Linked DNA regions of Homo sapiens: regions 1 and 3 are each linked to region 2. The links are chromatin loops, found by intact Hi-C in ENCODE. Cell type or tissue: heart left ventricle. All regions are shown on one strand.

The links. Peaks named below come from ENCODE experiments on the same cell type or tissue, not always from the same donor. Only the 100,000 strongest peaks of a DNase experiment are listed, where the experiment ranks them.
Region 1: it touches region 2 in a loop (1.8-fold over the local background); 15 of 110 quality-filtered maps call a loop at or near these places.
Region 3: a loop joins it to region 2, with 2.7 times the contacts of the local background. A loop is called at or near these places in 43 of 110 quality-filtered maps.

The regions. Positions count from the first base shown.
Region 1 is chr12:11,859,817-11,867,816 of GRCh38, reverse strand. The region is part of intron 4 of ETV6 (ETS variant transcription factor 6); the gene reads right to left. Among named protein-coding and RNA genes, the nearest start is that of BCL2L14, 210 kb to the left of the region's middle. In heart left ventricle, no CTCF peak of the experiment used is centred here; a DNase peak (open chromatin) is centred at 4,051; H3K27ac peaks cover 4,769 bases.
Region 2 is chr12:11,762,797-11,770,796 of GRCh38, reverse strand. All of the region lies in intron 2 of ETV6 (ETS variant transcription factor 6), which reads right to left. Among named protein-coding and RNA genes, the nearest start is that of ETV6, 120 kb to the right of the region's middle. RefSeq lists enhancers at 4,626-4,705, 4,716-4,795, 7,301-7,510, 7,841-7,890. In heart left ventricle, no CTCF peak of the experiment used is centred here; DNase peaks (open chromatin) are centred at 491, 4,186 and 4,706; H3K4me3 peaks cover 688 bases; H3K27ac peaks cover 3,694 bases.
Region 3 is chr12:11,658,823-11,666,822 of GRCh38, reverse strand. All of the region lies in intron 1 of ETV6 (ETS variant transcription factor 6), which reads right to left. Among named protein-coding and RNA genes, the nearest start is that of ETV6, 13 kb to the right of the region's middle. RefSeq lists an enhancer at 1-496. In heart left ventricle, no CTCF peak of the experiment used is centred here; no DNase peak of the experiment used is centred here; H3K27ac peaks cover 4,349 bases.

The DNA.
Region 1 (8,000 bases), 97 kb before region 2:
CAGGGCAGTCTCACCAAAAGGATGTGCATGCTTGCTGTCCTTGTTCTGGTCAAAGAATTGTCCACAGTTCTAAGTAAAGCAAGTCAAACATATCACCTTTGTCCATTAAGATAATATACATATATGAAGAACACATAAAGTGAATTCCGTAATTTGATAGGGTCAGTAAACAGAGACAGACATAGTGGTTTTAAGTTTTACACAGGGTTAAGAAGAAAATGCGGACTTTTTTCTTTTTTGAAAGTTCTACTAGATCTCATCTATCATATGATCACTGAACAAAAATATTGTTCACAATATTAAAAGATCATCTCCTTGAAGGCAAAGGGCTTATTTTGTGACTACTGTATAACCCACTGCCATAAATTCAAGTGCCTCATCATTGGAATAGCTATCAATAGAAGACTGATTTAATAAATTATAGTATATATCTCTAAAAAATGGAGTACTACGTAAAAGTAAAAAGGAATGAGGAGTATCTTGATATTTTGCTAAGGACTAGCATCAGAATCTATGGTTAGATACGAAAAGCAAGATGAAGTATTTATGATCTGCCACCACTTATCTAAACAAGGAAAGGGGCAATTTCAGTTCAACAATAGCAGAGTGGCGTGTACCAAACTAACCTTCTTACGGGTAGAAATGAAAGAAACCATATTAAATACATTGAAAAAACTATTTGAAGGTATCAAGGGCAGACAAAAACCGGAGAGGATTTCACTCTTGAAAGAAGGGAACTGCACAGAGTGAGGTCCATATTTAAACAGCTTTCCCCCTGATTCTGTTGATCTCCTAACTGCCCTATGCTGCATGTTCCTCCCCAGTCCGTGCAGCACAGGGGCAGTTAGAAGATAAACAGAAAGTTGCTTGAGATAGAGTAGGTAGCTGCCAGAATGGCAGAAAATTGAAGAAACAAATCCCATACAGTGGGAGCCACAGAGGGGAGAGTGATTAAATTGGCATGTAAAAGCTTCCTCAAATTCTTGTCTGATTACCGAATAGCCCAAGTGCCAGGGAGACCCTTTGGAGTTCAGTGAAAAGCAACAGTTGTATAATCAAAAGATCTAAGCGGAAACCTCAGCTACTGGCTACTGCAGTGGAGACAGAGTTCAGAGTTTGAGTCTCATCAAGTTCAAAGGCTCTGTAAACACTTCAGGCTGTTTGTTACCCCAGAATGGCCACAATGTAGGAGTAAAAACCCTAGGACAAGGGGATCTGCTAAGGGCAAAAGGCAAAATAGAAACAGATTGGACCTAATGAAACGTAAGACCATGCCTCTACAGATTCAAAGTAACTGGCCAGTAATTTGATTGCCTCCTAGAACAAAAGTCAATACTCTTCAGTGGAATAGAACACAATCCAGTGTCTCAATGTGCTCAGCATCCAGTCACAATTTTCTAGATATGAGAAGAAATACAAACATGTGACTCATAATAAGGAGGAAAGGCCATCAAAAGAAACAGAACCTGAGATAATGCAGATGTTGGAGTTAACACAAACAAACAGAAAAACTTTACAGCAGCTATTATAAATAAGTTCAAGCCCTAAAAGAAAATCATGGTTGTAATAAATGATGACACATACAGGCTGCCAAAAGGGAAATGGAATTAAAAAAAAAGGCAAAATAAAGATTCTATAACTGAAAAGTATAATATCTGAAATGAAAGACCGGACTAGATGGACTTAATAGCAGAACGGAGATGAGAGAAGAAAGGGTTAGAAAATTTGAAGACAGATCAGTAAAAATGAAATCCAAACAAAACAAATCCTCAGTGACCTGTGGAACAATATCACGTGGTCTAACACACATGTAATTGGTGTCCAAGAAGGAGAATATAGAAAAAAACAGAGTAGAATAAATTAAAAAATAATGGCTAGATTGTCCTCAAATTTGGTAACAACATTATCAACAACAGTAAATTCGAAGGTCCAAGAATCTCAAGTAAGATATGTAAAATAAAAACCACACCCAGGTACACCATAGTCAAACTGCTGAAAACCAAAAATAAAGAGAAAATCTTGAAAGCAACCAGAGGAAAAAAAGAAACTATGTACAGGGGGAGATTATACTAATATACTATATATGCATAGTATGATATATAGTATATATATACACACACACCATATATACTATATATGATTATAGTATATATGATATATAGTATATACTAATACTATATAAGTATATACTTACATAGTATATATAAGCCTACGCTAATATATATAATATATTATATATACGAATATACTAATTATGGCTGACTTCTTTAAAAAAACCTGAAGAGAGGGACTGCTCAAACACACACACAAGAAGGTTGCAGATGGGAACCTATAGGTTGAAAAAAACTTAAGAGATACGTTAACCATCTGCAATGTATAGATGTTGTTTGGATTCTGATCCAAACTGTAAAAAACATTTATGAGATGGTTGGCAAAAAGTGAACACTAGCAGATTATTTGATGATACCGAGGAACTACTAGTTTTCAAGTGATATGATGGTTCTATTATGATTTTATAGTCTTTTTTTGAGACCTATGTTGACACTATTTTTTTTTTTTTTTTTTTGAGACGGAGTCTCGCTCTTTCACCCAGGCTGGAGTGCAGTGGCGTGATCTCTGCTCACTGCAAGCTCCACCTCCCGGGTTCACGCCATTCTCCTGCCTCAGCCTCCTGAGTAGCTGGGACTACAGGTGCCCGCCACCATGCCTGGCTAATTTTTTGTAGTTTTAGTAAAGACAGGGTTTCACCATGTTAGCCAGGATGGTCTCGATCTCCTGACCTCATGATCCGCCCACCTCAGCCTCCCAAAGTGCTGGGATTACAGGCATGAGCCACCGCGCCCAGCCTGTTGATACTATTTACAAGGGAAATTATATATCTGAGATTTGCTGTAAAATAATCTGGGATGGTGAAGGAGAGAGGAGGTAGACCACAGAGGAAGACATGATTGGCCTTGAGTTGATCATCAAAACTGGTGATGGGTACATGGTGATTCATTACACAATTCTCTTTACTTTTGTATAGGTTTGATATTTCCTGTTATAAAAAGCTTTTTTTTTTTTAAAGTGCTTAATTAACCTTGCAAGGATATAGGTTGGAAAGACAAGCACTAACTTCCTCACTTTAACCCAAATGCATAGAAATGCTTACTGGGCACCAACTAAAATGATCTGTAATCTTTTGTAGACAAGGCAAACTTTCCTTTTATAGATAATATGGATGTCAATTCTGCTGCCCATAGAAATGTATTTATCTTTTGTCCCTGGTCCACTTTTCATTTGTCACAGAATATGATCACTGTAAACAACTATTGAAGACAGTTCCAGTTTGAACTTTCCTATATTTTCTTCTAAATGCCATTTACAGAATGTCTCTCTTTACTTAAAAGCTTATTAAGGCTTAAAAATACTTAAGGATGATGAAGACCATGTATTGAAAAATCCCATTTCCTGAATCCATTTCCCATCTTATAAATTTCAAAACGGTCACAGGCGTTGGTCAGTAATCTGGTTACCTGCAGGCTTTCTTTGATGTCCTGGGCTTCAAGGCTTAGTGTGTGGGTGTGCACTCAGGGCAGGCCTTAGGAAGTCTGGGAGGACCAGGAGAGGAAGAACTTTCATGCCAAGGGTAAAGGAGGAACTGATGTAATGTCCTGGAGAGATTTCACTCTCCGTTCCTGCCCAGACCTTGGGAACAATGCAGGAGGGTGATAGTGCTTTGGATAATCCAACTCAGATTTTACTTTGGACTCAGGATCCAGGCAGGAACAGGACTTGGAGGAGCTTGATTTATTTATTTCTCCACAGATATCACTCAAAGAGGAAGTACTTGATGAAGCTGATAACATTAACAGTAGAGAACTGGATCCGAGGGTATTTAATTCCAGGCTCCTGGTGGTCTGGGCACAACCACTGTCAAGGCTGAGAGGCCTGCAATGAGACCCTGCAAGCTTTGTTTCAGTCTGCAAAGCAGTGCCCATGTATGGAGTAGGCTATGACATTCTCAGCCTGCTGCCTGCCGCCTCTGTTATTATAAGTTGGCAGCAGGGCATGGAAACTTACGAGACCAGAGCCGGCAGGCAGAGAAGCTCCGGACACAGGAAATGCACTGAGCGGACAGTGGGTGCATTAAATCCCCCAGATGTAGGAGTCTTCTGTCTAAAACAAGAAGATTTTTTTGGTCTGGCCTTGATGTCTGGGTTTGTTCTTGGTGAGCTGCCCAGCTGGAAAACTGGGAAATTATCCACATTGCCCTCATTCTGAAGGTCTTGATATGGAAGGGAAATATACAAGGAAGAGGGAGGGAAAGCCAGACATAATTAGTCCATGTGGGCACAGAAGGAAGGGAGGAAGAAAGACCAAGGACTGGCAGGGAACCGTCATTCTGGTTGGAAGTGTTTTCTGATCCCAAACCTTTTTCCTTGTAGACCTCTGTCAGACACAAATAATCCCTTCTTCTCACTGCCAAACGGCCTAAAATAAACCAGGACTTTAAGTGGGGTAATTTTCTTTACAAAAAGGTCTGATTTCTTATCCTTTCCTCTTATTAGAAAAGTTTCTCTACTTACAATTCATAAAAATTTGACCCAATTTAACCATGCTATAAATAATAAATAACCAGTAAACCTAAACAAACAGACAAAAAACTGCCTTTAGTGAAAGTTTTGACCGATAAGTTTCCAGGGAGAGCAAAGGCTAAGATCAAGTTTGCATCTCACACACCAGGATCACATTTCCACCACCGTGCTTTCCCTAAGCCCACGGATGCTGGTCAGAGAAGAAGGTCACCAGGGAGACGCAAATCAACAGGCCCAGGAGGTAATGCTCACTCAAGCCTCAGTCCACTGGGTTTCACTTTCTCCCTCTCCCAGTCATTTTGTTAAAAATTAGTGGGAAGTATGAATGATACACAGAGCTAGACAGAAGTCATAAGCTCAAGGTCTTGAGGTGGAATTCAAACTATATTTCATATACCACTCCCGGTCTCTTATGCCCATTATGGGTTGACTATCTCTCCCCCAAAATTCATAAGTTGAAGTCCTAACCCCTAGTACCCTCAGGATGTGATCTTATTTGGAAAGACGGTCCTTGCAGATGTAATTAGTTAGGATGAGGTCATTTTAAACATCCAATATGACTGGTGTCTTTATAAAAAGTATACTCTGGACTTCCAGACATACACAGGGGAAGAATGCAGGTGAAGATGAAGGCAGAGACCTCCAAGGCAAGGAATGCCAAAGCTTGCCAGCAAACCACCAGAAACGAGAAGAGAGTCATGGAACAGATCCTACCTCACAGCTCTCTCAGAAGGAACCAACTCTGGCACACGTTGACCTTGGACTTCTAGCCCCCAGAAAAGTGAGATAATAAATATCTGTTGTTTAAGCCACCCCGTTTGGGGTACTTTGTTACAGCGGCCCTAGCTAACTAATACACCCCCTACTCCAGTTACCTGACGTTCAACCTTTGCTTGGTTTGGAGTCTTTCCACTAACTGTGTACCTGGCATTTCAGCCTATTCATCCCCACAATGTGCCAATGTCACCGAACTCCCTTGGAGGGCCTGAGAAGAAAACTGCCCTAGTTTGGAGTGGATGATTCACATATGTTTGAGGTTATCAACAATAAACCCTAGGTAAGCTCCTAGAATTTTATAAGCATTTGATGAAAGGGGCTAAACAAAACAAAATGGGTAACCTGTAGTACTCTGAGGCTTAATCTTCATTACTGCAGGCCTGGGCAGGACTGCTTTCAAACAGGCCACCTTTCCAGGGGATCAGTACAGAGAGTACATGCACATCTGCTGACACAGGAGGCCTCACAGTCCTCACAGTCGGGGCTGCAGACTGTCTTGCTCTTCACAGGCAGTATAGGGGAGTCTCCTTTGTCTCCATAAAGCAGCACAAAAGAAGTGAATTAAAAAATCAAAGGATTGGATTTCCAATAAGTCAATTAGGTCTGTTTGGGTAATCCTCTCAATCATGTATAAGGCCTGGGGTCACAGGTGGCACAGAGATAAGGCAGAGAGGCCCTGGAGTGGGGAAAAGAGCAAGATGACCCCTTAACTGAGGGCTTCCTTCTCTGGAGATGAAATCAAACTGCTCCCAGCCCCTTATCTCAAAGATCAGATGGCATTTCCCTAGGGGTAAAGGAAGTCTCTTGGAGACTTCCTGCCTGTCTTGTGAGAGTCATTCATGCATATTAGGGATCTCTTGCCCCTAAAACTTCTGGCTTAAGAGAGCACGCTAGCCCTAGGGCTAAAAGCAGCCTCCAGTTGGAGGACCCTGGTGCAGGCAGGAAGGGTGAGGGGTCCCTCCTGTAATAGGCCGAGGGCCCAGACAGATGCAAAGAGGGTCTCTGCACAATCCAGTCCCTACACTCCGTCACAAAACACATGCTGCAGCAGGGGCAAGGGTCAGAAGGTAAAAGGTCATGCTGCCCTAGGCCCTGAAATATAGGAAGCAAAGCAGGAACAAAGGTCCTGGAGAGGAAAGCAGGACTTGCAGAAGGCTGGAATGAGGCTGGGTCAGGGGAAAAAGGTGTTAAGTGGTGCTCGTGGGCCCTGCTCCCAGGGAGGGCAGGAAGTCAAGATCTTGACCTGTTTCTGATGGGACCTGTCGTTACCTGCTGCCAGATTCAAGAATCCCAGAACAGAAAGGGCTGCAAAAAGGTTAATCTTGTAGTTCTTAAAGGAGACAGCCAGAAGATTAATACAAAGGTTCCAAAGGGGTCATGGAGGACCCAGCGCTCGCCAGATACTGCAAGGGGACATAAAATGCAAGCAGTGCTTACTTCCAAACAGGCCGTGTTCTGAGAGTAATGAAGACTGGCACTTTAAATGTATTTTCCCACAGAAATCATAGTGCAGATGAATCCTCAAAGGTGTTCTTGGATAACAGTGAGGGAGGCAATGGCCCTTCCCTACGTATAAGGTGCACAAACCTGATGTTTGCACAAAGTGGATGTAGTTGCGATATTGAGAATGGTTAAGAAAAGTGGAAGGAAAAACCAACTGCACAACATTGTGAATAGACTTACCACTACTGAAGTACACCTAAAAATGGTTAAAATTGTAAATGTTGTGTATTTTATCCCAATTAAAAATTTACACAAACAGAGGGGGGGAAACAACCAAATAACAGCCAGAAATATTGAATCATGATAATGAATAACATTTACCGAATGCTTGGCTATTCTAAGGGCATTTTCCGTATTAACTCATTTCTTTCTTCTTTTGTTTTGTTTTTTTTTTTGAGACAGAGTCTCACTCTGTCGCCCAGGCTGGAGACTCATTTCTTTCTTATGTCAACCCTTTGAGATAGGTCCTGTCATTTTCCTTCTTTTACAGGTAGAGACCTGAGACCCAAGGCAGTTGCCTGAAGTCACACAGCCGGTAAACTGGGGAGCTGGGATTAGAACCCAGGTAGTCGGGGGATGTAGAGTGCACGCATATACGTGCCGGCATGCTCTCTGGCTCTGTCATGTATTCCGTGGTTAATATGTGTAACAAAGATGTCAAACCCCAGCCCACAGCCTCCTTGACCCTGCAGTCATCAACACGATTCCAGCAAGACTAGAGAATCGAGTGGGTTTACAACCAGTGACAGGATGTGACTTGAGCAGCTAAAGAATGCGTCTACCTGTTACCTACTAAGCCGCTGTAGAGAGGGGCCAGCTTTCAAGGCGTGACCTGCACTGAGGGGCTGGCTCCTCAGGGGGTAGGTGACAGCCAGTGTGTCTGCTCTCAGAAGCCGGTGCCTGGCTCAGAACCCACAGTTCTCACAGGCTGGGAGATTTTCGTGATGCTAAGACGGCCCATCCCAAGGGAGTTAATGATCTAGAAGGGTGAATTCGGTCCAACTCAGCATGAGTTTTTAATATTATGAACTAGACATACTTTGGAGTCCCAGAAGTCATCTTTGACATTGTTTAGTACAAATTTGGCAGTAATGTAAGCAGGACCTGCCACACACTGTAGCCCCAGTCAGCTGACCTGAAAAC
Region 2 (8,000 bases):
TCCTGAATAACTGGGACCACAGGCACGTGCTGTTACTTACTCATTAGCCGTGACTTATTCTTTATTCACGGAAGTCAAAAAGGCATTCTTTCTCAAGCATCAAAAAGGCTACATTTGTGCATGGGTCCCTGACACCTTTCTAGAAGAAGGTTTATTTTAATTTCCTCCAAATCCTAAGGTTATTGGAAGATAAGTAGAGGAAGGGAAGGAGGAAGGGCCTAACAAAACAAGTCTAGCATCCGGTTGACAGTGGCTAGATATGACCCTCTCTGTCAGGAATTCCAGAAGTCACAGAAGGAAGGCTGCAACCGCCATACTTATGTTCAGAACCCCCAGGCTTCAGGATGGGCCTGGATCACATGGGGACAGAAAGTTATCTGGCTTCCTTTAACATGGGCATAGGCAACCCAGCATCTAGTAAGCGTGAGGTAAGTGAAGGAGGGGGAACTTCCTTCCTCTGAATGCCCATCCTGAAACCCGGGCCACGGCCTCAGTCACACAGAGTCTTGGTGGTGCAGGGAAACTGTCAGGCACGTGAGAAGGCACTGTCACCTCCCAATATCCAAAGCAAGGCCTGATGGTCTACTGGGGCTCTCAAGGCCAACGAGGCTTGTTCCTTTTCCCCAGAGCTGTTTCCTTGCATTTTCCTGATTACCAGCACCTGTGTCTGAAGAGCAACGGCTATGAAGAAGATGATATAACTCAAACTTACTTATGAGCAACTTTCTACCTTTTTTTTGATTGAAAGGAAAGGATGGTGAATTCCATCCACCTGTCAGTCATCTTGCCCCGGTGACAGCCTGTTCAGCCTGTGACTCCTCTGTCTGTACCATCCTCCTCTTATCGTATTCTTCTCCCGTGCCACCTGCCCAAGGGCACAGGTAAGAGACACACCCAGGGAGTCACAGCTCTGGGCTTCAGGAGAGCACACACCTGTTCTGAAGACAGCTCTTATTCCAAATAAGAGCTACCTCCCTTCTTACTTCCAAACGAAGTAAATAATCAACCCCTCAATGTCTTCCACCTTCCCGCACTTCCTCACCAGAGGAGTGAAGGGGCATGTTACAGTCTAGATCTGGTCACAGCATTTCAAGAGTATTTTCTTTTTTTGTACCTTAAGCTCAAACGGGGAATATGAAGGAAAAGAATTTTTTAAAAGACCCCACTGGCTGCTATAGGCCAATGAAAGATTAAAGTGAAAGATTAAATTTCTCTGCAGGAAAAATGACACCATTTCTCCCCTTACTATGAACTCGAAATGACACCTACATAGTATTTTGCTACACGTGCCAAAGAATAACTTAGTACTGTGAGTCTTTTATAATCAGGTACCATCAAAATCGTTTTTTTTTTTCTTCTCAGATTTTCTCCTGGATGTTATCTGTGTTTTAAATAGAAGTGAATTTTAAGAAATATTTTGGCCTTGATTGAAAAATAGTTTTGAAAGTCCATATTCTCCAGGGAAGAAAAATGAGATTAACAATGAGAATGAGGAAGACAAGTAAATTCTGGAACTATCTATGCCCAAATAAGTGAAAAATAATAAAACTCTGGACTTCAATAATAGGACATACACTAAAAGCTTATGTGTACAGAGGAAAGCTAATAAAATCAAACACAGAAGCAAGAACAGATGTATGTTCTGTGAAGAGCTATGTAAGTTTTAGATATTTACCTCCTGTAATTACTACTCTACTGGGCACAGTAGGTGCTCAATAAATACTGGTTTTGATAATTATTATCCAAGTTTTTTCTCTCTTATTCTGAGTTCCTTCCTTGCTTATCTTTGTACTAGCACTGAGCCTACGGGTTCTTCAATCAATCCTTGTTAAACAGAACAAGATTTGAATTTTCTTCAGAACAAGCCCAAGCAGTCACAAATGGTATTTCCAAGGAATTTCACAAGGAGAAAGAGGCAGTCAGGTGCTGGCCACCTTCTTTATGTAGCTGGAATGTGGTAGGCAGATTTCTGTCCTAATATGCAAGGTGTGGACAGAGCTGGCCAGTGGGGTTCCAGGCCAAGCTGGCCCCAGGATGAACTAGAACAGGCTCTCTTTCAGAGGCAAGGGCAAGGGTGATGTTTGCTCAGTTTATCACCCAGGTATATTATTTTCCACAACGGAAAGTTGCAGGCTTTTTTGCCATTTCGAGAGTATGCAGACTATGAGGTTAATTTTGTTTCTTTTTGCAGCCCTGGTACGGGTTTGACTTCGGTTCTAAGCATAAGGTCAATTTAACAGCAGTCAAAACAGTAGGGGTGCACTGAGGGGATAAAGAACACAGGCTTTGGAGCAGGCAGACATGAGTTCAAATTCTGGCTCTGCTACCAGCCAGTTCTGTGGCCTTGACCCAATTACTTACCATCTCTAAGCCCTAGTTTCTGTATGTGTAAAGCAAAGATACTATCAGCTACCTGCCAGGCTTGCTGGGAGAATAAAATTAATGAGGAAATTTATTAAAGCACTAGTAACACATAGTACACACCCAGTAAACTGTGACTTTCCACATGGTATCTAAGTTTTCTGGTACCTTGGTTTTCTCCAATCAAAAAGCGTGCTTAGAAGACTGAGGCAAAATTGCTAATAGTTCTTTACTAATACAAACGGAAAGATAGAGGAACAATAATGCAGCAGTCCTAAAACTACATATCAGCACATTAAAAAAAAAAAGAATCAAATTAGCAGAACCAGTCAACACTGGGACTGTACCATGGAAGCCAATTTGGACAAGGAGAACCATAACGGGAATGGCTTAAATGAGCAGCCATTTGGAAATATCCTGAGTGTTCCCTGGAGCAGCTGGGAGGAAGTAAACCAAAGCCCCAAGAGAACCTTCTCTTGAGCAAACTCACGTTCAACCCATGATCCTAGTCATTTTCATGTCAGCATTCAGAGACCCCCTCAAAACAAGTTGCTATAGATGACATATCTGGCAAGCACCCATTTTTCCTGTTTACATCAGATATACTTATTAAAAAAGTGTAGCTTTTTCATGCAATCTTCTTCATCAGACAAGCTCTTATACAATGAATATTTCTTCCCTACTCTTTAGAATAAATCCTATAAACAGCTGCTAAAGGCAAAAACCTCTTAAAACTGATTATACAATGTTAGAGTTGGACAGAGTTTATTAAGGTCATAGAGTTTGATTTCTCCCAGTTTTACAGATGAGCAACTGAGGCTCATCAAGGTTAAACAGTTCATACCAAGTCACAGGCAACTGAGTGACAGCCAGGATTGAACCCTGGCCTCCTGGCCCCAAGTCCAATATTCTTTCTGCTATACCATGCGGCCACCTGAAACTTTCCACTTGTTTATTTTCCCCCACAGAGTCGAGCCATGCTGCACACATAGAAGACTTCTACTAAATATTTGCCAAATTGATCTACAAATTCTACAATTCTGCTGTCTTAGCCTAATACTATATTTCAGTCTCCAGAGATCCCAATAGTGGTTTAATAAGAAGTATGAAGGCTTATAGGAATTCACAAAGTGCCTCTGAAATCATAATCTAATTTCCTCACAACAATGTGAAAAAGGTATGACTGTACCCATTTTAGAGATAAGGAAACTGAGGCTGGGAGGTTCAGTGACTTGTTCAAGGTTACATTGCTGGTTGTATATTGTTAGAGCTGGCCCTTAAATTTAGACAACTGATTTCAAAGCCTGTGCCTTTTTTATTTCATTAACTTAAGCCTAATTAATAATGACTGTTCTCACGCCCCAAATGATACCGCCATCCTTCTTTCTCCTAGCCTGTTCCATTAAAGAAAAAAATTTAGTTCCTAAGGCATCATCATGTCAATTTCAGAAACAAAACAAAGCACCACATGCAGGCTGATGGAACTGAAGAAAATGACATGTTCAGGTACAAGAATATCGTCCACCCAGCACAGAGCCCTATTTCCTTCAACAAAGCAAAGAATTCAGACCCAGCTCCCAAGACCGGAATAGCACTTACATTTACTGCCTTCAAGATTTTAAAGGCCGGCCTGAGGAAATGGCTGCATTCTCCCCTGACTGCCCGCCCCCACCCCATTGCTGAAGACGTCTTCAATCATTGCTTTATGTCAAAAGGGGAAGGAAAGAGGTCATTTCTGTGTCTTGGCAGCATAGGGCTGTCACATAACCTATAAGGCCTCCACGCAGGTCAGGGATGGGCAAAGCCACAAAGCAAGGGAGCAAGAAACAGGCTCCCGGCCTGGCTGCCGGCTGCTCTCGAGAGCTGTTCAAGATGGAGCTGGTGGCAGCTAATGGCGGGGGTGGGAGGAAGGGAAGCATGAAGAAGGCTGTGAAGAAAGGTGTGGGGGGACGGATATAATCCGGCATACAGAAACCTGTCAGGATGGGATTTATTTTTGTTCTGTGAGGGAGTATAATAGGGCTTTGCCTGCACTCTCAATAGCTGTTTTGAAGTGAACCCGGCTGGTATGTCTTTAATTTGTCATTTCATTATGAAACTGTTTCCCTTCCAAGAAGCCTTCAAGTCAGGAAGCTCTGTCTGCCCACACAGGAAATTCCTTTGCTTCAACTTCCCCAAAAAGGAAATTTCCCTCAGAAGTGAGCCCAGCATATGCCTTTGAGCAGAGCTGCTTCAAGAAACTTTGGCAGCTGAGTCCTGAAAACACCCCTTGGCTTTCTGCTGCTGCTGGGATGTGTGGATAAACAGTTCAGCTTTCACCCAGCAAGTGGGGACCCCACCGAAACCGACCCTGGCCCACACCTTCCTCCTGCTTCTTCATTCTCCCGTGCCCTTGCTCTTCATCACCTCCTGTGAGCCGCCAAGAGTTTTAACCCTGCGAGAGGCAACCAGTACCTGCGGCTTTCATGAAGAAATAAGCATACCTGCATCACACAGACGCTCACACCCACCACGGGACTGTCCCAGGACAGTCTCAGCACAAGGTACCTACTCTCGTTTCCCCCTCAGTCTCATACACAAACTTGAGACTTCTGGCAGAAAGGCTGCAGCATTTCAAATGAAGAGGGCACAAGAAAATAAAATGACAAATTATAGTTCCTAAAGCACGTATGTTACCAAAGTACCTTTTATCCAGGGTGGTGGTGGTTTTTTTTTTCCCCATGCACGCTTTCCCACTGAGGATTTTAAGTAAAACAAGGAAGGGGGAGATATCTCAAACCACAGCCTTACAAAAATTAATCTCTCAGACATATTGTGAATGGTTAAGTGGTGAGAGCCCACAGCAGCTGTGCTGAAGTGAATAAGATACAGTATTTTATGAAGCTTCTTAGCAAAGAGGCATTAGCAGGAAACTGCCAGATTCACAGTTAAGTTTTTAATTTTCCATTTAAAATCACTTCATTAAAAAAAAAAAAGTGGTGAAAAGGAAACAATACAGAGACCTAAAGCACAAAAAGAGAGAATGGTATTGAACCTGAGACTGCGTATCAAGCAGTGGGGACCAAGAGAGACGTAGACAGATGAGGATCTAAGACGGCCCTGGATTTTCACTTTGCAATTAGATTGCATTGGAATGGTAGGGGGATGGGGTCTGATCTTATTACACTATGTATGTGCCAGGGCTCTGAAAGGGACAGTATTTACCAGGAGACAGAGCAAGGGACTAGGGAGAGTCATATAGTTCACTAAAATCTGGATATATAAACCCTGAAGTTTTGGGTTGTGGTAGATGTTTTCTGTGGGGTAGCTTTAAATTTTTATTTTAGTGAGTTATTCTGTTTTTCTGAAATTTGTGAAGCTTTAACCACAGTCAGATCTCAAAGGGGAACTCAACACTATTCTTCATGTTCTTAAAGTGAAGAGATTAGGCAATAGGGCTTTGGCTTCTATTGGAAGGCAAGGTGTATATTGGATGGACCTGTCTCCCACCTACCACCTCTGTGACTCTGGTCAAGTTCCTTTTCCTCTTTAAGTTTGACTCTTCATCAGTAAGATGAGGATAATAAAACCCAGTTCACAGGACTGCCTAGAGGGTTAAATGATACAATACATGTGAAAAGCGCCTACCATAAGCACTCAATAAATGGAAGTTATTATTCCACATGGAGAACTACAAAGGATCTTTCCCCCAAATTCTGCACACCTCCTCCCTGTCACACACACATAGGCCACCCAGCTCTGGTAGCTCCTTCCCCAAGGGTCAAGATTTTCCTGACCACTTACTTCAACTCAAGACTTGGATTACCATGCCCTTTATACATCTGCAAGATCTTGGCATTACGATCAAACGTGATCATCCCTGAAGTAAAGACATTTAGTGAGAATGGTTGAAAGGCTTAAGGATTCAGATTTATACTCCCAAATTCACTACTCCTGTCAAAGAAATGCAGATGACTTGCACATTCTCAAATCGCCAGTGTACTAGAGGAGACCTGACCTTCTTTGGCCAAGACTGATGATGGCAATGTCTTGAGAGCAATGGCCACGCACAGTAAGTAGCAGACTGCTCATCCTGGCCTCAGAGCTCCAGGCTCACAATGTTTTGTCTAAATCAGGAGGCCTGGATTTTCCATCTAGTTTTCCATCTGTCTTATCCACAGAGAAGGCCAGCCCTAAGCAAATTATAGTGCTTATTTCCAACTCTACCCACTCCGTGCTGGCCACGGTCCTTCCACTTCAAAAAATTCAGGAGATCTGATAAGCTAATTTTCATTAAGATATTAGGGACTTGAGGTATTAATTATCTCTCTCCATAACTATCTCCTGCCATAATGATTTACTTTTAAAAGTGGAGCTATGTGGAAATAATGCCTGATCCAAAAGGAATGTCTCAACAATGGAATTTCAGGCACCCTGGTCATTCATCGTGGGAGATATTTATGTTCAAAGCACTCTAAATCATTGCAACTGGGTGACCACATTCCCTGCTTAAGTATAACATTCACCCCGTTCACAGTCAACTATAAGCCCTCTGTCCTGGGTCCAAAGTAATGCTATCTGAACAATAAAGGTTTAGAAGGCAGCCACTTTCTGAATCTCAATACTCCTTTAGCAAACAAAGAAGTACCAGACATGAGAGAGCTACACAGCGTCTGCACAGTGCCAATGCTACAATACCCAGTTGTATTTCAAGTTCTTTTCCCCGATCACTGGGGTGGCAGGAATCGTCACAGTAGTAGGAATAATCACAGAAGCTTTGTGAAGCAGGTATCTGGAATAACAGCTATAAGACGATCCCAACGAAAGCACGTGCGTGCACACACACTTGGATTCATCTGAAGCAAAAATTTTTCTCTAAGAATCAAAAGAAAAGCTTATTTTCTTTCATAAGGTCCAAAATCTATTTGATCAGAGACAAATTTCACATCTTTTTAGGTTTTTGTGGGTCTCTGAAGCTCCTCTCAGCACTTGGTCAGGGCATTCCAGTAGTTTCATTTATAACCCATGAGTCTCAAGTGAAGAAAACCTCTCTCAGGGAATTCCTACTTTTGTGTTCCTAAAAGACCTTTAATAAAACCCCAGATACCTGGATGAATATTTGAATCACGGCCAAATTTTAAGGTCAGCAAGAGCCCCCACGAAAAATGCTTGACAGAGTTGTAAATAGGGGAACGAGAACTGCGTCTGTTCAGAGAGGGGACTTTGTGAGGTGGCTTCACTACCACCTCATAGGAGAAGTGAAAGGAGTCAGTGTGGGAGCTGAGGAGTTCAAGAACAATGGCGTGAAGGAATCAGAATGAAAAAGGAAAGCATTTTCTCCCCGACTTTGTTCATATCTAGTGGGAAACCATGCCTAACAGAGATGAACCTTCCAACCCATCCGAATAACAGGTTTGGGAACCTGCACCACCTTAGGGTTCCTTCCTGAAGCAAGGCATGCGAGGAGGAGGAGGAAGGAGAAAGAGTCATTTTATGTCCTCAAGAGGGCTGGCACCAAATCACTTACTCATATTTGTTTCTCTACAAAGAGTTCCTGATGTTGGTGACTTAAGAGCTACTTAAGGAGAAAAAATAAAACCCCTCATCAGCTTTGGTCACGAATCACTGCTGCTTTGGGCGAGTCTTTTCTCCCTAATCTT
Region 3 (8,000 bases), 100 kb after region 2:
AGGTCTGCAACAGAAAGCCCCCAGCAGGCGGTCAGGAAAACTTGTGACGGTTTCGGGGAAACTGTAAAAGGACTCTTGCTGGGGTCTGGTTGGGTTCAGGAAGCTAAAAGTTTTCACATATCCTAATGCCCTGAATCCCAGCTGTACCTCAATGGCAACAGAAATAGGGAGAAAACGAGCTATTCAGGCTTGTGTGGAAGGCCCAGTTTGGTCTGCTTATATCTGAAAGTAACCTGATTTCTCCCAAGTGGTCCATTTCCCACTTATCAGATCACACTTAATCAGATTCATAACCCTAACACACTCTCTTAAGACTGCCCTCTTTAAATAAATGTCACTGGGCTATCCACTGTAAACAGCAATATTGAGGCTGTCCTACCATCCGTAAGACATAACTTTGAGTTGTTTTTCTAGTCCCATAGTATGCCCAGTCATTCTCACTGGTTTAGTCCCTCCAGGCAACCCATTAGGAGTAAAATGAGAGCTCCAGAGAGATCTTCATCTCAGATAGGGTAGGAGAGAACATGGGCTGTACAAGAGAAGACTGGAAAGAGCTGACTCAAGTAAGAGAGGGATTCTTCCCTTGACATGGAAAGGCCAATCACAGACCTCAGAGAAGTTTCAGCAAGCCGTGCTGCTCTTCCGGGTTCTCTCTCCCTACTAGCTCTTAGAGGAATGGGGTGGGGGAGCAACTGGCAGCCCCATACGGTGGTGACCTGCCACTGGGTCCCAGATACCACAGCCAGCTATGGCCAAGACCGCACACAGCTACAACAAACAGCCACTGGTTCTCTCTCCCTGACCCAAGAGGCATCCTGAGCCACATCAAAAAAAAGGATGATCAGTTAATACATTCATTTATCTTGGGCTGTCTCTGCTGTTTCTGGCACATCCAGCCTGAAGGTTCTCAAGCTTCTTCTCCAGCTATCTATATTCCCCTCTAGAAAGTAGGCAACTGAGAAGGAGAGCATTTGTGAGTGCCCTGTGTGTACATGTCAGTACTTATGCCTCACAGGAGCCCCTTAGGTATGGGAGGTGGCAGTATGTTCGCCCTGACATGGAGTCCTGATATGTTTCAAAACACAGGTCTCTACCTTTCTTCTTTCCTCAACCCTCACAGAGTATTTGCTCAGGATGTCAACTGTGTGAGGTCTTTATCTTACATATCAAAGAGCCTGGCACCAATTAAGTCCGTAACAGAAGCTTAATAAATACCTACTGATTAAGAAATTCTATTCAATTAATAGCCATTGGCTGTCCTCTGTGCCAGACCTTGAGCTGGACACTGGAAATATAAAAATGAACCCATCAGACTCCTGTCCTCAGCAGGCTTTCAGTCTAGTGTGGATGATAATTCAAGGATAACTGGATTGTTGCCAATAACAGAAGCAAGTTCAATAAGCTGGGGGAACACTGTGCCCAGCAGCAACAGGGAGGCTTGAGAAATGGACTTCCAATGACAAATTGGCTGCCAGGCAGAAAGAAGATCGAGGGAAGATTCCAGGCATAAATGTTTGTTACATGGGATGGGCATAGTGGCTCATGCCTATAATCCCAGCACTTTGGGAGGCCGAGTTGGGCGGATCACTTGAGCCCAGGAGTTTGAGACCAGCCTGGTGAAACCCTGTCTCTACTAAAAATACAAAAATTAGCCTAGTGTGGTGGTACGTGCCTGTGGTGTCAGCTACTCGGGAGGCTGAGATGGGAGAATCACCTGAGCCCAGAAGGCAGTGGTTGCAGTGAGCTGAGATTACTCTAGCCTTGGCCACAGAGCGAGACCATGTCCTCCTGAGAAAAAAGTTCATTATGTGGTTGGAACATAATGTGGAGATGATACTAGAAAGGTAGGCAGTAAAGGGCCTTGCAGGTGACAAGAAGCTGTGGTTCATGCTACACTGTGGTACTGTGGTGTGAGACAGAGAGTAACAAGATCACATTTTTATCTGCAAAGAATCATTCCAAGTTGTGTTGGGGGTGGGGACAAAATGGAGGAAGGAAGATCAGAGAGGAGACAACTGAAAGGTCTGGGGCCAGAAGGAAGGCAGTGACAGCCGGTATGGAGGAGAAAGACGAGTATGCACCAGACTGCCTGGCAGGCTGGAAAAGATGGCACACCTGCCCTCCCAAAGCTTCCATTCCAGTAGCAGTAAGAAGCAACAAGGGGAAGAGTCTGTTAGTGCATCGTGGACCAAACAAGGGTCACCGTTCGCTAACCTTAGTCCTGGATGGCTTTTGTGGCAGTGCTGGCTTTAAGTTGGCCTTTGAAGAATGACAGAGAGGTGACTTGACAGAACCATTCATTTACTACCCTTCTTTTGGCGGTTCTCCCCTGTGGTTCGTATCCTGGTTTTATTTAGCCCTATCTTCATAAGACTCTTAGATTCTTGTAACAGAAACCTCCACCAAGAAAAGCTGCCATCTCCTCTCATACTAATCCCACTCATCAACATCTCTTGGCAGTTTCTGACTTATGTGGGACAAAAATAAATAAATAAAAACAATAACAATAAGACTCTGCCAGGCTAGCAAACTGATCCAGTCAGAGGATTATAAGAGACACCTGTTTTTCAATACAGCAGCTGCTAACACAGCAGAAGCATGGCATCGTAGTAACAAGAAAGAGTTCTCTTCCATTAAAAACCCAATAGTAGCAGAAACTGGCACGGACTGATGTTCAACTATGTCACCTGAATGTGAAAAGAAGTTCAAATATGACCAGACACATAACAGGAACCCTGCTTTGCCAACGTGGGAACCCAAACGCTAGTTTGCTGATGGGGAGGTGATTTACCTATTCATCCAAGTACACTAAGGCACAAATCCTTAAAGCAGCTATTAAATACTTAAGAGTGTTATCAAAAACACACTGAAGCTTTTTGAAGTTTGGTTGATTCATACCCTGTGGCTGACCAAACACCTCTTCACTTAAGCCAGCTTAAAGAAAACTATTGCCCAGTTTGGAATGTAGACACTAACATAGAAGCACGTAAACAACACTTTATTTTTTCAGTTCACCACTGAAGACAGACAAGACACACACACACACACATACACACACACACACAACCTACCAACATATAAACACCACAGGCAAACTATCTCAAATGTACAATATGTACACATCACCTTTTCAGACCAGACCAGGGAGATGCTCTTAGAAACAGCTTGCTAACAGCCCCTCACATTGCTGTTTAACAATCCGTTCATAGCCCATCACAAAGCCAGGCCTCCAAGGAGATATATTTTACATCTATATGTTAGGTTTCTTCGCCACAACAAGGCTGGATTTTGTGTAATCTTTTCCTCTATATGCTAGAAAACAGATTATGCCATAATTTCTGCAATTTATCATCCCATGAGCATGCGATACATGTGGCATATATGCAAACAGAGTCACAAGCACAAACCCTGGAATAAATGCAGGACGGTGCCCAAGAAAGCACAAGCCACTCCAGATAGGCCTGACTAAAGCTAAAAATAGCCCATAAAGGCATTGTGTCAGCTGCCCTCTCGCTGTCCTCCCTAGAGCGTGCTAATTCTAACCTCCAGTGTTGGTGCTTAAGCTTGAGCCTTTGGTAGCTGTACCTAGGAACCGTTCCCTAATCCAGGAAGCTACTTTCTAGGTGTTGGAATATGCAGAAATCGTTCAACGCACTGCAATTATTAGTCCATTCATGCACACAAATGCAGATAGAGACTGAACCTGAAATTGTGCATTTTCTCCTAAAGCCTGCCATTTGTGCCCTGGGGCACTAGGACCAGCGGAGAGATGTCCCTTTTGGCAAATGGTATAACAGAAACCTCTCAAGTGCTAAGCATGCTCAACTGCCCAAGAACCACCCAGCCAACAGGACTAACTCTTGCCTTACCCTGGCTGGTGTGCAGCAAGAAGTTTCTCAAAGAAGCACAATCTTGTCCACACAGACCCCACTTGAGGTCCCAAAAGATTAAAGGGAGTGCACTCTCATAATATGAGACCCTAGGAAGAATCACAGACACCAATTTGGGGACCAGGGCTGCGAAGAAAATTCTTTCCAATTATCTATTTGGCATTTAGTCTGGCAGAAATATGTGCATAAAGGAAGAGTAACTGGGTTTTCCCAAACTCAGCCCTGCAAGTCATCCAAAAGTGCACCCAAATAAGAAATAGGCTGGGGGTTGTGAACTCACATTCACCTATAACCTACATATAAGCCAACCAAGAGGCAGAAGACTCTATTCTCATCCACCCACACCTCCTCCATGGTGAACCTTCAAAGACCACAGCTGAAATGAAAATGTACACAGACCAACTTTCCCTTAAATCAGACTGTTCAACATGATGGCTAACAACGAACGCACACACAGGCATTCCCCCTAGTTCGGAGAAGCTCCATTTGGCCATTTTACCAAGTTTTTCAAGACAGAGAAATTCTCAGAAGAACTGGCTAGTGACTGTCAGAAGAATGTTAGTGATTTGTGCCACTGGGCCCACCTCTTCCCTCTTTGCTGCAATAACAAGGCCTTTCAGTGGGACCTGCTGGCTCACCTACCTTTCTTCCTTCTTGCATTTTTAAGGTTTTTTGTTTTTTTCCACTCTGGGGCCTTATCCCACATCTCTCCCAGCAGGGCAAACTGCCTTGCACCCAAAAGATAAGTAAATATACTTGCTGTCTATGTCAGTGGCTCCTTGTTCATTTTCTAAGGGTAGATGGCTTCAAAAAGATAAAGTGTTGGGAAGGGTGGGAACATGCAAGACAGGTGTACTACCAGGTGCCCTACTTGAGATGTTACCTAACACCGAGGTCCTTTTGCTCATTGCCCTGCCTGTCTCGGCGAAAGTTAAAGATACTCTTACAGCACGCTGCAAAAGATTAGAGGATCATCACCCCAGCCTTGCTGTGCTCGCCAACATTCCCCCTGGATTCCATTGTGTTCCAAAGCCACATCTGACCTACAGCTGACTTCTGCCTGCAGAGGAGCACACCCTCATCTCCTCACTCACAGCCCTGCCAGACACAAGGAGCCTCAGAAATGCAAAGAGGCAGAACACAAAATTCAGAAAGGGAGCCTTTGTTTCTTTGGTTCTCTGAAGGAAAACACTCTTACCTCACCAACAGGTATGCTCTCTCCTTCCACCTCACCCGAAAGTATCAGCGTCAGCAGATGAAGGGAAGGACTAAATGGCACAAAATCAAAGGAGCTGGCTGTTGTCCAGGGGACTGGAGGTGTAGTCAGCCAAATCAGGTCATTCAGGTCTCAAAGTCGGGGAGAACAGGAGACTTACCCAGCCTGAAGAATCTGTCACCCAGACTTTATCCCCAAAACAACAACTCTCCTACTGGGTTCACCCCACTTTGAATAAAGACCAGATCAAAAGGTACAAAGTGAGAGTGTCCTGCTGTTCCCAGCCATTGCTGGCCATTAGTGGCCGTCAAGACCTATTAGTCAGGAGAGTGACGGGTCTCAAAAGTGCAAAGCACCAGTCAAGTGAACTCATGACACGGATCTTTAAAATCTCCCAGATCTCAAGTCAAAATGAGGACAAAATGGCTGGGCACAGTGGTTCATGCCTATAATCCTAGCAGTTTGGGAGGCCGAGGTGGGAGGATCACTTGAGCCCAGGAGTTCTGAGAGCAACCTGGGCAACAAAGCAAGACCTCGTCTCCACAAAAAGTTTTTTAAAAAAGTAGCCAGGCAAGGTGGTGCACCTGTAGTCCTAGCTACTCCAGAGGCTGAGGCAGGAGGATCACTTGAGCCCAGGACTTTGAGGTTACGGTGAGCTATGATCACGCCACTGTAGTTCAGCATGGGTGACACAGCAAGACCTTAAAGAAAAGAGGATACAGCAATTACAAAATGCACCACGGATCCAATCCTTCAGATGTGCCATTTTTCCAAAACCTGTCACAGGGACTTGGGTTATGAGTATCCAAAGAGGCCCAAAGAAAAAGAACTCACCTCTGTCCCTTTGGGTGCCTGGTCTGTGATCCCAGGTCAATACATGAAAATAATTAGCAAAACCACAGAGGTGAGCCAAGAGACACTACCATGAGGCTTACTCTAGCAGGAGTCTGATTTGATGGCCAAGGGCAGTTTGGGAAAGACAAATGGTCTGGAAATAACAACCAGCAATAAACTTGAGAGAAGTTTCCTTCCCTAGTCTGAGTTCTTTAAAGCAGTTAACAAAAGAGCTTAGCAAATTCCCACCATGTCCCCCATCTCCCTTTTTTTTTTTTTTTTTTGAGACAGAGTCTCACTCTGTCGCCCAGGCTGGAGTGTAGTGGCACAACCTCAGCTGACTGCAACCTCCACCTTCCAGGTTCAAGAGATTCTCCTGCCTCAGCCTCCCGAGTAGCTGGGATTACAGGCACCTACCACCACACCCGGCTAATTTTTGTAGTAGAGACAGGGTTTCACCATGTTGGCCAGGCTGGTCTTGAACTCCTGACCTCAGGTGATTCACCCGCCTCGGCCTCCCAAAGTGCTGGGATTACAGGCGTGAGCCACCACGCCCCGCCCCATCTCCCTTTTTATGAAGTCTCCATAATACTTCCTCCTGTATACCCTAGTGCAGATCTACTTGTCCACATATTAGTCACTAGGCTTGAGACCATACTTATTCTAAATTGTCTCTTTGATTTTTTTTGTTGATATATAATAGTTGTACATATTTTGGGGGTACATGTGACATTTTGATATCTGTGCAGATGTGTAATGATCAGATCAGGGTAGCTGGCATATCTATTGCCTCAAACATTTTTCTTTTGTGTTAGGAACAGTACAATTCTTCTAGTTATTTTGAAATACACAATAAATTGTTAACTCTAATTTCCCTATTATACTAATGAATACTATAACACATTCCTTCTATCTAGCTGTATTTTTGTGCCCCTTCGCCAACTCCTCTTCATCCCTTGAACTTGATTCTTCATTAGAGACCCCGGCACTCTTCCAGGCCACACCTGCAAGTGAGGTGGGCAGCTCTGGGCCCTCCCTCTTCCTTCCTCACCTCTTAGCAGTGCCAGAACTTCCCCTGCCACAACCCAGATTCACACTTTCACCAGGGAAACAAGAGAAAGTACTGGGGGAATGGTTAACTTCAGAGACAGGCTGTTCTCTGGGGTTCGATTTTTTAAATTACGAGCCTTACTTCTATCTGTAGCTCATTTTTTCCAGGAAATGCTTTAGAGTCTGCATGTCATCTTTGGTTATGGCAATCTTACGTATAGGGGACGTAAGTGAAGCAGGATTACTGACCTCATCAAAGAGATAAGTCCTAAGAAAGATAAAGTTACACGGCCTGTCATAACCCAAGGGAGAGGGGACAGGGCAGCTGAGAAGAAAATCACAAACTTCCACTTGTGGTTTCCAGGAGAAGATCAGAGGAGCAGTTTCTCTCCAAACCTAAACTCTTGCTTCAAGAGTATTAAGTAGCCCACACTTATTGCATGGTGGTAGGAGGGACAGGTGGGTAACATTTTCTCCACAATTCCTCAAAAAAGGGTTATTTTCCAGTCTATAGTTCATCTTCTCATCTGCCATGTACATACAAAGAATGACTTAGGATCGAATTTAGGTCCACAGCAAGAAGAATACAACTGCTGAAAAGAGACACTTCGGTCCCCTCACATCTGCTAGAGAGGAAGGTTTCCCCATGCCCCAAAGTAACAAACTTGGCCTTTTCAAACTCTTCTGTATAATTAAACTTCCACGAAGGGCCATCTACTCCCTGCTCTTGAAAGTGAACATTCACCAGCCCACAGCAAACAGTGTCTGTTCTGTGGTCAGACAGACATGGAACTGCCTGTTAAACAAAAGCAGACTGGAGAATTGATGCTCTCTTTCAAGTCTCACCCCAGTCACAAATAATAAGCAACTGTATGAAGGAGCAGATCCCTGAATAGGTTCAAATACTTGAGCGCTGAGTAATAATGCTAGTTAGACTCACTGTACAGTACTTCCAGACTTAGGTTTTTTCCTTTTCTTTCATCTCTGGAAACTTATTCAGAACCACATTA